2 separate regions of the Homo sapiens genome follow, and region 1 is linked to region 2. A link is an interaction called in ENCODE POLR2A ChIA-PET data of the cell type or tissue named here. Cell type or tissue: GM12878. All regions are shown on one strand. Links, peaks and the distances in the headings refer to the core of each region. The heading gives the core; the rest is flanking DNA.

Region 1 (5,382 bases), core at 108-5,107, 74 kb after region 2:
TAATGATTTCCAGTTCTATTCATGTTCCTGCAAATGACAGACCATTCAGACATTGGCCCTCGAACTCAAAGTGACCACCTTTCAGTCACAGCGTGACCTCCTGGAACTAGTACCTGCTTGCTTTAAACCCACCAATTAAAACTCCCTGCAGGAAATCTGTTTGGATAATGCCCTGTACCCAGTAAAGGCGTTGGCCCCTGGGTCCCTTCTCTCTCTGCCTGAGCTTGCTGACCGTGTCGTGTGTGTGTGTGTGTCTGTGTGTGTCCTCCAGGCATGGTGTGTAACCCCCCCAGGGTCTGTATGCACTAAAAACTCTTAACCTTTCACATGATGGTTGTGTCATTGAAGCTTGCATGCAACCCCTAATGGTGAGCCCAAGGAGATGCATGCAAGTGGATCCCCTACTGATGTGCTACTGTCTGGTCTGCTGATGGCTGCTAGAAACAGTAGCTACCAGCCAAGTTGCTAGAAAAACTCAAAACACTTCATTCAAAACAGACAGACTCTTGCCAATACTGATCCAGGTCCCAAGGGCATCCTGATGTGGAGGTTGCCACTCCTTGATTCTTCCCCTTCTGCTGTGGGTGGGGGCGGTGGCCTGTGGGAATGAGGAGGTGGATCTCCCTGTCTCCAGCTGGGGTGCAGCACTTCAGGGGAGGTAGAACTCAGAAGCCAGTGGGCCATGCACTGAGTCAGGGGACAGAGCCCCCACTGGGTGTCTCTGCACTCCCTCTGCAAATATCCCCATGTCTGAGGGAACAAGAAATGAAATATCAAATAAAAACACCATGACAGGTCAAGAGAGAGAAAGACTGCAGAAGGAAACGGTTTCATATTTCAGTACCTTTCATGGCACTATATTTAGGCCCCCCATTTTTGTTTTGCACAGCGCCCATCAAATTACATAGGCAGTCCTGCCCAGCCCCATACAAAACAGTCAACACTTTCAGGGCTCATACAATTTGGTGATTTCACCCTCTGCATCTCTGCTCAGTACCCTTGCTTCTGGACATACAATCTACTCTCTTAGCTAGTATCTTTATCCCCACTCCCAGCTACCATAGTTTACTCATCCATTATCAACATGCCAGCGCATGTACAAAACTAGTTCTCTAAAAACAAAACAAAGCAAAACAAGCAAGCAAACAAGCAAACAAACTAGCTTTCTGTTTTACTGACCTTGAAACCCACTCTGGAAGAACAATTCCCTCTTGTAGGCCACCCTTATCCTTTTCATCACCCAATAGCTCCACCTCTCAGCACTGGAAGGAAATGTGAAGGTTTTGGGCAAGTCAACCAGCTGTGTGATACCACACAAGTTAGCTGCTGTATTGGAGCTTCAATTTCTTCATCTGTAAAGTAAGGAGAATAATATTAACTTTATAGGTTTTCTGTAAGGATTAAATAAAATTCTATGGATGATGTGCTTAGCATGGTGCCAGGCACATAAGACATTCTCAAGAGATGGCTAGCGCTTTCCTCTTCAATCACAAACTCCTGTCTCTGGGCTCTCAGTCTCTTGCCCCCATCAGAACTGACCTCCAACACCAAGACCCCCGGCCCCTCCATGTCTCCATTTTCTGTTACTTTATCATTACACCATCCTCACCTCCACCCTCAGGCTTTATGTCCCTAATTTTTATTTATTTATTTATTTTTAAAATTTTTTTTATTTTAGCAGCATCCTATTTCTTTTCTGCCTTATCTGATCTGCAAAATGCTGGCCCTGGGATCTGCGTTTTCTGTTTCTGTGCCTGGGTGCTGTTAAAGCCACCGCAGCACCCAGCAGACACATGCCACTACATATTCATGGGTTCCCCTTGGGTTAGTTTCTTTCTGCTGCTTAGGGGTCTTTTTGCTTGTCCCAGGCCATCCATCACCCCTTACTCCACAACAGTTGTTAGAAGGCTTCTCTTCAAGCCTCCTTGCCTTTTCTATCCCTCTGGCTCTCAGGCACTGCCTCTGCTTTCAACTGCAGAGAAAAAAAATAGCAGGTATTGGGCTTAACTCTTCATTCCTGCTTTTGCTTATGGACAGATCCACAGAATATGCATTCCTCGCTCCCGCCTCCCGTCCTTATCTTCTTGCCTAATCCAAATGTTTTCTTCTATGCTCTTGATCCCTTTTCTGTCCTTTATTCAATCAATCATCTTTCCTACTTTATCTTCAGCCACTTATTTTTCATGTCTGCTTCTCCTGAACACATAAACATAGCTTTTTCAATATTTAGGAGGAAAACCCCTTCTTTCATCATATATCTTCATGTAACTTCCGCTTCTTCTTAGCCAGGCTCTTTGATAAAGCAAGCTCTGGCTTGCTCCTTCTTTCACTTCCTGTTTGTTCCTCAGCTCCTACATAAAGGGTTTGCCCTCCACTCCATTACCATTTCTCTCTCTCGGAAAATCCATGGCATCCTGGCTGCCAATCATAATGATCAAAATTTAGGCTTCACCTCACCTGATTTCTCTGCGGCATCTGATATTGTTGAGTACTTTCTGGAAGGTCTCTCTCTCTCTCCCTCCCATTCCAGGAGATGGCTCTCCCTTGATTCTATTTCTACCGCTTTGTTCCTTCCCCCTCTACCTTCTTCATTTCTTCCTCCTCTGTTTCCTCAGAGGCTGCCATTCTCTGGGCTTCTATTAGGTTGGTGCAGAAGTAATTGTGATTTTTGTCATTAAGGTAATGGGTTTTACCTCGCCGCTGCTGTGAACAGAGGTGTTATTTAAAGGTAACTGCCACTCCAGCCCTGCTGGGTATTCGTAAGATCTCAACCACATGTGCTACGTCCCGTCAGCTGGGAGTATTTGCTGTAGAGATGTTTGGGCCCACTGGCTCTTCTTTCTATCCATAATCACAACATTTTAAACTGTTGCTTATTCTCTAGTTCCTCTTGTGTCTAAGCCACTTCCCAGTTCTGTCTTTGCTCCCTGACTTAAAAAATCTTCTAGTCTGTCTGACATGGTCTTTCAGAGGGCTGCAAACAGTTAAAGAAGCCCATTTTTATACAATCTCTTGTATCTACGGGAGGCCTGGTTCATCCTAGCATTCTGACTGTGGTTTGAGCAGTATTTGTTACCTCCATTAATATCCAAGAACAGTGTTTGGGGGACATTATCCCCAAAGACCAGATTAAAGACCAGACCCTGTCGCGTGTCATGGCTTGGTCCTTGCCTACTTTTCTAACCCTATCCATTCTCCTGGAAGTGCTCATTCCTCACCAAATAAAACCACTGGCAGTTTCCAGGAGGCACCAAGCTGCTCAAGCTCTTTGTGTGAATGGCCTTTCTCACTTCTACCCTCCTCTGTCCAGCCACCCTACCTCCCTCTCCTCCAGCCCTTGCCAAGTTAACTACTTCCACTCTCTGACTCGTAGCTCTGATCAATCTTTTCTACAAATGCTTGCTTCTCAACTACCATCCGAAACTTCACTTTCAATCATGTCTTTGTCTCCAGAGCCCAGCCAGGCAGCATCTGTTGATTGGCTAAATAAGTGAACAAAGCTGGAGGAATGCTTCATTAGAATTCCACTAGGGGTCACTTTCTCTACATTCCAGGAAGAAATAGTGCAGGCACTTAGCAAATCAACTTTCTGAAAAATTCAGCTTTGTTTAATTTTTAAAGTAATTTGTTGTTTATTTGATGGAAACTGAAATTCTCCATGTTGTACAAGCCTCGAAGCACCGTATGATTGCAAGGTCTTTCTGGTTTTACGGATAATATCAATATTCATGTTTGTGTAAAAAACTGAAATTGAACATGGCATTTAATTTTGCATATTAATAATTCAGATCACTGAATTTATATGAAAGGTGCTTTCCTATTTTTAGCTTAATAGCTTTAGATAAGGTTAATATTTAATTAGTTCATTTCAAACATGTTTCTAAATTATCCCAAATATCTGTTCTAAACCTTTATTTCTTTTCTACTTATTTTCATTTAATTTCAGTTGCAAAATTAATGATGTATTCTTACTGATCATCTTGATCTGCCTTATATCACAGAGATTTTAATAAGGGGAGCTGAAGAGAGGGAAAGTGATTTTACTAGTAATTAATAGCCACTAAAATGCAATACAAAGACATTTAGCACAGACAAAATGTTCTAATATTTCAGTTACTTCCTTAAATGCAAGATTCTTGAGGGGCCTCCAAAGCAGCCAAGGTATTAAGTTTCTGTTTTTAAGGAAAAATATTGTTCTTAGCAACATTAAACATAGCATAGTAAATAGTTAAACACTAAGCTATATTTCCTGTCAAACTTTTAAGACACAGAGATATCAACAAATGATGAACTACCATGAGGTAAGTGTATGGACAGAACATGCAACAGGTGCCATTGGAACACAGGGAGGAATTACGTAAAGATGGTTTCCTGGCAGAGTGGGTTGCAAGGGATATTTCCTGTAAGCTTTGGGCAAACATAACAGAAGCCTCCCTTTCTAATGACTGTGTATAGGCTTGAGCCATTTCTCCAGAGTATGTCAGGGAAACTCCATCTACATTAAGTAAACCCAGTGTGTGTGAGCATACTGCATAGAGATTTTGGTATTAGAGATACTCTTACTACTATGGCACAACCTCAACATTCAGTAAACTGGAGGAGGGCCTTGCTTCTTCACCGTGGTTTTATTTTATTTTATTATTATTTTTTGAGATGGAGTTTCACTCTGTCACCCAGGCTGGAATGTGGTGGCTTGATCTCGGCTCAGTGCAATCTCCACCTCCCAGGTTCAAGGGATTCTCCTGCCTCAGCCTCCCAAGTAGCTGGGATTACAGGTGCCTGCCACCACACCCAGCTAATTTTTGTATTTTTAGTAGAGATGGGATTTCACTATGTTGGCCAGGCTGGTCTCGAAATCCTGACCTCAGGTGATCTGCCCACCTCGGCCTCCCAGAGTGCTGGGATTACAGGTGTGAACCACCACGCCTGGCCATCACCTTGGTTTTCTGCCCATATCTGTGCCAATTCTGGAAAGAATTCTTGGAACAATCATGATCTGCATGAGTTCTATGATGAATCCCTAAAGCATGGGTTTCCCACACAGTTGGAAGCCATTTCTGTGTCCTCTATCTGGAATGCTCCACCTGCCCGCAATGCACTGAACTCTTCCTCTTTTCTGGACATTAACAGAAAGGTGACTTCAGGCTTGGGCTGTATCCTTTCCTCTGAGAAAACCTTCTTTGACCTCTCAGATGAGGTTAAAGCTCTGTTTTAGGTGATCTGTTAGCTCTAGACACTTCCCTTTTGTAGCATTTATCACTGTTGCACTTTGCATTGGGTTTCTGGTCATTATTGAATATCCGTGTCCCAGACTCAGCTAAAAGCCCCAAGAGAGCTCCAGGTGTGTCTCTGCTCACCTGTACCTAGCAGAATGTCAGGCAT
Region 2 (5,382 bases), core at 72-5,071:
ACATACAGAACCTCTGGAGACAACTCATCTGATTACATTACCATAGATTGGTATTTAAATTAAATTATTTGGAGCAGCTGACACCGTAAAAACCTCTCAACACTTACGATGTACTGAGAAACGCTTTTTGCAAATGATATATAATAGGCTGTATTCAATTTTCTTCCTCTCAAGAAAGAAAAGGGAAATTATTATATAAATCATTAATAATTACTTTAAAAATTAAATGTAAAATCACATTAAGTGTGCATTTGTATATTCAATAAAGATTCAAAATAATAGTAGTAATAATAATAAAGCTACCTCCTGTCAAGGCTTACTATTGGCCATTGTGGTAAGCATTTTACATGGATTATCTCATTTACTTATTACAACAATTCTATCAGGTAGACACTCTTCCTATTTCCATTTTATAGATAGGTGAACTGATTCTCAGAGAATTTAAGTAACTTGCCTTGAGTCACAGTCTTCTAAATGGCACACTAAGATTCTAACCAGATGATCAGACTGCATATTCTATGTTCTTTTTTTCTTTTCTTTTCTTTCTAAATTTTAAATAGATGTGTTTTTTTATGTTATTATTATCTTTTTTTTGAGATGGAGTTTCGCTCTTGTTGCCTAGGCTGGAGTGCAATGGCGCAATCTCAGTTTACCGCAACCTCCGCCTCCCGGGTTCAAATGATTCTCCTATCTCAGCCTCCCGAGTAGCTGGGATTACAGGCATGCACCACCATGCCCGGCTTAATTTTTTTTTGTATTTTTAGTAGAGACAGGGTTTCTCCATGTTGGTCAGGCTGGTCTCGAACTCCCGACCTCAGGTGATCTGCCTGCCTCAGCCTCCTAAAGTGCTGGGATTACAGGCGTGAGCCACCGCGCCTGGCCTAGATGTATTTTTTTAAGAACAGTTTTAAATTTATGGAAAAGTTTAGCAGATAGTAGGAAGAGTTCCCAGATACTCTACATCCTTAGTACACTCCGCACCCAGTTTCCCATTATTAACATCTTGCATGAGTGTGCTGCATTCATTACAATATTGACACATTATTATTAACTAAAGTCCATGCTTTATTCAGACTTCCTTTGCTTTTACCCGATGTCCTTTCTCTGTTCCAGGATCCCATTCAGGATACCACATTACATTTATTTGTCGTATCCTCTGGCTCTTCTTGGCTGTGATGGTTTCTCAGACTTTCCTCGTTTTGAGGAGTATTGGTTGGAACTTATCCACTATTTTGTAGACTGTTCCTCAACTGCGATTTGTCTGATGTTTTTCTCATGATCAGACTGAGGTTATGGATTTGGGGGAGGAAAACCATAAAGTACTGACCTGTATCCAGGGTCGGTACTATTTACAGGAGTTATCACTGCTTATGTTAACCATGGCTGAGATGGCATCTGTCAGATATCTGCCCTGTAAAATTACTTCACTTCCCTCTCTTTCTGTTTCTTACTTTTTGGAAGGAAGTCACCATATGCAGTAGAGCCTGCTTTTTTTGTGTTGCTGTTGTTGTTTTGGAGACGGGATCTCACTCTGTCATCCAGGGTGAAGTGCAGTGGCACAATCACAACTCACTGCAGCCTCGACCTCCCAGGCTCAAGTGATCCTTCCCACCTCAGACTCCCAAATAGCTGGGACTGCAGGCACATGCCACCACACCTGGCGAAGTTTTTGTATGGATGGGGCCAGGCTGGTCTCAAACTCCTGGGCTCTAGCAATCCTCCTGCTTCAGCCTCCCAAAGTGCTGGGATTACAGATGTGAGCCACCGCTCCCAGGTAAGCCTGGTTTTTTGACCACTGTGTTATTTCTGTCACAAGTTAGTTAGACAATGTTATGTCTAGCTCTCACTTCTCTAAGCTAACACCCCACTGCTCTGTTCCTCTTTGTGGTAATATTCCTCAAAAGGGCTATTTATACTCCAGGTCCTCCATTTTTCCTTGAACCCCTCCAGTCAGGGTTTCACCTCCCACCGCTCCATTGAAAGTCCTGTCATCTGAAGTCACTACAGCTAAATCCAATGGTTGGTTCAAAGTTTTGATCTTATTTGATATAGTTGATCACTCCTTTCTCCTTTCTTCTTGAAGTGCTTTCTCCGCTCTAGAACGTTACATGCCCCTGCCGGACGCGGTGGTTCACGCCGGTAATCCCAGCACTTTGGGAGGCTGAGGCGGGTGGATTGCTTGTGGTCAGGAGTCCGAGACCAGCCTGGACAACATGGTGAAACCCCGTCTCTACTAAAAATGCAAAAGATTAGCCGGGCGTGGTGGCAGGTGCCTGTAATCTCAGCTACTTGGGAGGCTGAGGCAGGAGAATCCCTTGAACCTGGGAGGCCAAGGTTGCAGTGAGCCGGGATCACACTACCGTACTCCAGACTGGGCGACAGAGCGAGACTCCTCTCAAAAAAAAAAAAAAAAAAATTACATGCTCCTTGATTTCTTCTCTTCTTATAGATTTATCTCAATGTCTTAGCGTGCCCCTGGGCTTAGTCCATGGACCTTGTCTCTTCTGTTTATCTGCTAAATTCACGTAAATTCAATCTATATACTACTCCCAAATTTCTAGCCCAAGTCTCCCTCTGGAATGTCATCTTCATCCATCTATTTGCCTATTTGACAGACATCTCCAATTTAACAGCTCAGAAATGCTCCCCCAGCCCTCCCAAAGTTTTCCCATCTCAGTAATGGCAGTTCCATTCTTCATTTGTTCAGGCCAAAAATATTAGCCTTTTGTGACTTGTCACTTTCTCTCACAAACCACATCCTATCTCTCAGTAAATAATGCTGCTGACTGTGCCTTCAGGATCTGTCTAATAATCTGACCATTTCTTACCACTGCCACCGTAACCATCTTGGCACCAACCACCATCGGTTCCCACCTCTACTATTTTAGCAGTTGGCTGACTGGGCTCAGACTCCCTGCTACTGCCCTTGACCTCCTTGAGTGTCTTTTCAGCCCAGCAGTCGGCAAGCCTGTGATGCCTGTAAAGCATATGCTATCATTGCCCTATTCAGAACCCTCTGGCGGCTTCCCAGGCCAGTCAGAGCAAACCCTGAAGTCCTGTGTGGCTTTTCTCACTTTCTTCTCCCTCTTGTTTGCTTGACTCCAACCACATTAGCCTCCTTGTTCCTTGAACACGCAAGGAACGTTCTTCCTGCCAGTAACCTGTAGGCTTGCTTCTTCACTTCCTTCATGTTTTTGTTTAACTATTACCTACTCTGACCACTCTTTTGTTTTGTTTTGTTTTTTTAAGACGGAGTTTCGCTTTTGTTGCACAGCCTGGAGTGCAATGGTGCAATCTTGGCTCTCTGCAACCTCTACCTCCCGGGTTCAAGAGATTCTCCTGCCTCAGCATCCCGAGTGGGATTACAGGCGCCTACCACAAAACCAGGCTAATTTTTTGTATTTTTAGTAGAGACGGGGTTTAACTATGTGGGCCAGGCTGGTCTCGAACTTCTGGCCTTAGGTGATCCACCCACCTCGGCCTCCCAAAGTGCTGGGATTACAGGTGTGAGCCACCACACCTGGCCATGGCCACTCTTTTAAAATTGACACCCCCCCCCACCACTCTCTTATGCCTCTTTTCCACTTTATTTTTCTCTATATCATTTATCACCTCTCACATACTTTATGTATGTAAGTATCTCTATGTATATATAAAATAAACTATATATATATGTAAACATATATATGTTTATTTGTTTATTCTTCATCTAGAAATAAGCTTCAAGGGAGCAGGGATATTTCCTTCCTTTGTTTCCTGCTGACTCTCTTAGCATCGAAAATTGTACTTGGCACAGAGCAGGCACTCAGTAAATATGTACATTCTGAATAAATTAATGAATCAACAAATGTCTATTAAAAACCTTGTTGGGTTGTCTATTAAAAACCTTGTTGGGCAGAATCTTTGATAAAGCACTGTAAATACAATGTCCTAGTCCCTGCTTGTAAGAATTTTCCAATTTAGTGTAGGCAACAGACCTATAAAAGTTTAACAAGGGAAGAATGTGTGGGGAAATAGTATTGATATTCACCTGGGAATGAAATTACATAGCTTCTGACTGAAACCTTGGTGTTGAGGGTGAATTATCTCCCAGAGGTAGTTAATGTTAGGTTCCTACCTGTGTCTAGGATTAAGAGAGCAGGACAGACAGAGGGGCACCTGAGAAGTCACACACAGCCCTCCGCAGTTATGAGTCCTACTCAGGCATGGGGTAAAACATACACATGAGCTTAAGTATGAATAAGAACTATTTCTTATAAAATATATTAACTAGTAAGTGTTAATGCTAACAGTCTGGTATGAAGAATAGATCTAACTTATAATTTTGACTTTTGTTTTACTCTTTTGGAATTAAAAATGTCTTTAACCTTAAAAGTTCTTTTAAAAAATTGTCTAATTTTTTGCATGCTTTGTAGAAAGAAAGAGACATCTTTCCTTTTTCCCTTACAGTGTCTAAAAACAAGCTTTGTGAGAATGGAGTCTTAATTTTGCAGGGGTTTTGGCATGTGGTTGTATGCAAATACAAAGATTCCAAATACGGATGTGTTGCATTATTTGAAAAAACCCCTTCAGAGACATATTTGCATATGGAGACGTGATTTCTGCAACTGAAAACAGTCAGTCCTGCACTCTCAAAACAGCCTTCAAGGACTTTTGAGCATCTGATTTCTGAACTTCTTAGGTTGACTTTTTGGCTTATGTGACTCCAATACGACTTTCAACAAAGATTTGTGTTCCAAAAAATGGTTTTAAACAATGCTTAACTAACAGCATGTTTTTCTTAATTTGTATTTTCAGTTTAGAATGCTTTTAACTTTATCAACATAATTAGTCATTGAGAACTTTTCTCTGTATTTTTATTTGATATGTACTGCGAGTAAACAAAGTCCTATATTCTGAAAGGGGACACGTAAGGGAGAGTTGAAGAAAATGATAAATATTGAAGAATGTAATTAACATGTTGAGAGTTTGCATTCCTGTTGTATCAGATTGGAGCTATTTTATAGAATTGGATCTAAATGAAGTATACATTTTATGGATGCTAAAAATACTCTTTAGCAATGTTTCTATTCAGAATGCATCATCATTAGAGAAAAGCTATTAAGGTTGCAGTGTGAATCACCAGTTGGAAAAAGAGAAAACATATTTCATTTCCAGTCCGGAAGCAATCCATGCATGCAGGCAGTATTCATTTTAACAGTCTGGATCAGTTTTTTACCATGAACTTCTGCTATTAGAAAAAATGCCTTTGTCTAATCTAGCTTTCCTTAGATGTGATGCAAACTCAGAACTATATGCCCCGGTCAATGTTAGAGACCCTAAAACCCCAGCTCATTTGGCATCTGTTCATTCATATTCCAGCTGAATCTCAGAAATGTGCTT

What was found. ChIA-PET counts read pairs that join two places held together with the same protein. Peaks named below come from ENCODE experiments on the same cell type or tissue, not always from the same donor. Only the 100,000 strongest peaks of a DNase experiment are listed, where the experiment ranks them.
Region 1: POLR2A ChIA-PET joins it to region 2 with 10 read pairs; 2 of 35 experiments call an interaction of 5 or more read pairs at or near these places.

What each region holds. Positions count from the first base shown.
Region 1 is chr12:66,266,453-66,271,834 of GRCh38, forward strand. No RefSeq gene overlaps it. Among named protein-coding and RNA genes, the nearest start is that of MIR6502, 18 kb to the left of the region's middle. RefSeq lists an enhancer at 5,327-5,382. In GM12878, for the core only: a CTCF peak has its summit at 3,532 (motif pointing right); DNase peaks (open chromatin) are centred at 2,359 and 3,525; H3K27ac peaks cover 392 bases.
Region 2 is chr12:66,192,431-66,197,812 of GRCh38, forward strand. All of the region lies in intron 1 of IRAK3 (interleukin 1 receptor associated kinase 3), which reads left to right. Among named protein-coding and RNA genes, the nearest start is that of IRAK3, 5.9 kb to the left of the region's middle. In GM12878, for the core only: no CTCF peak of the experiment used is centred there; DNase peaks (open chromatin) are centred at 2,871 and 4,641; H3K27ac peaks cover 953 bases.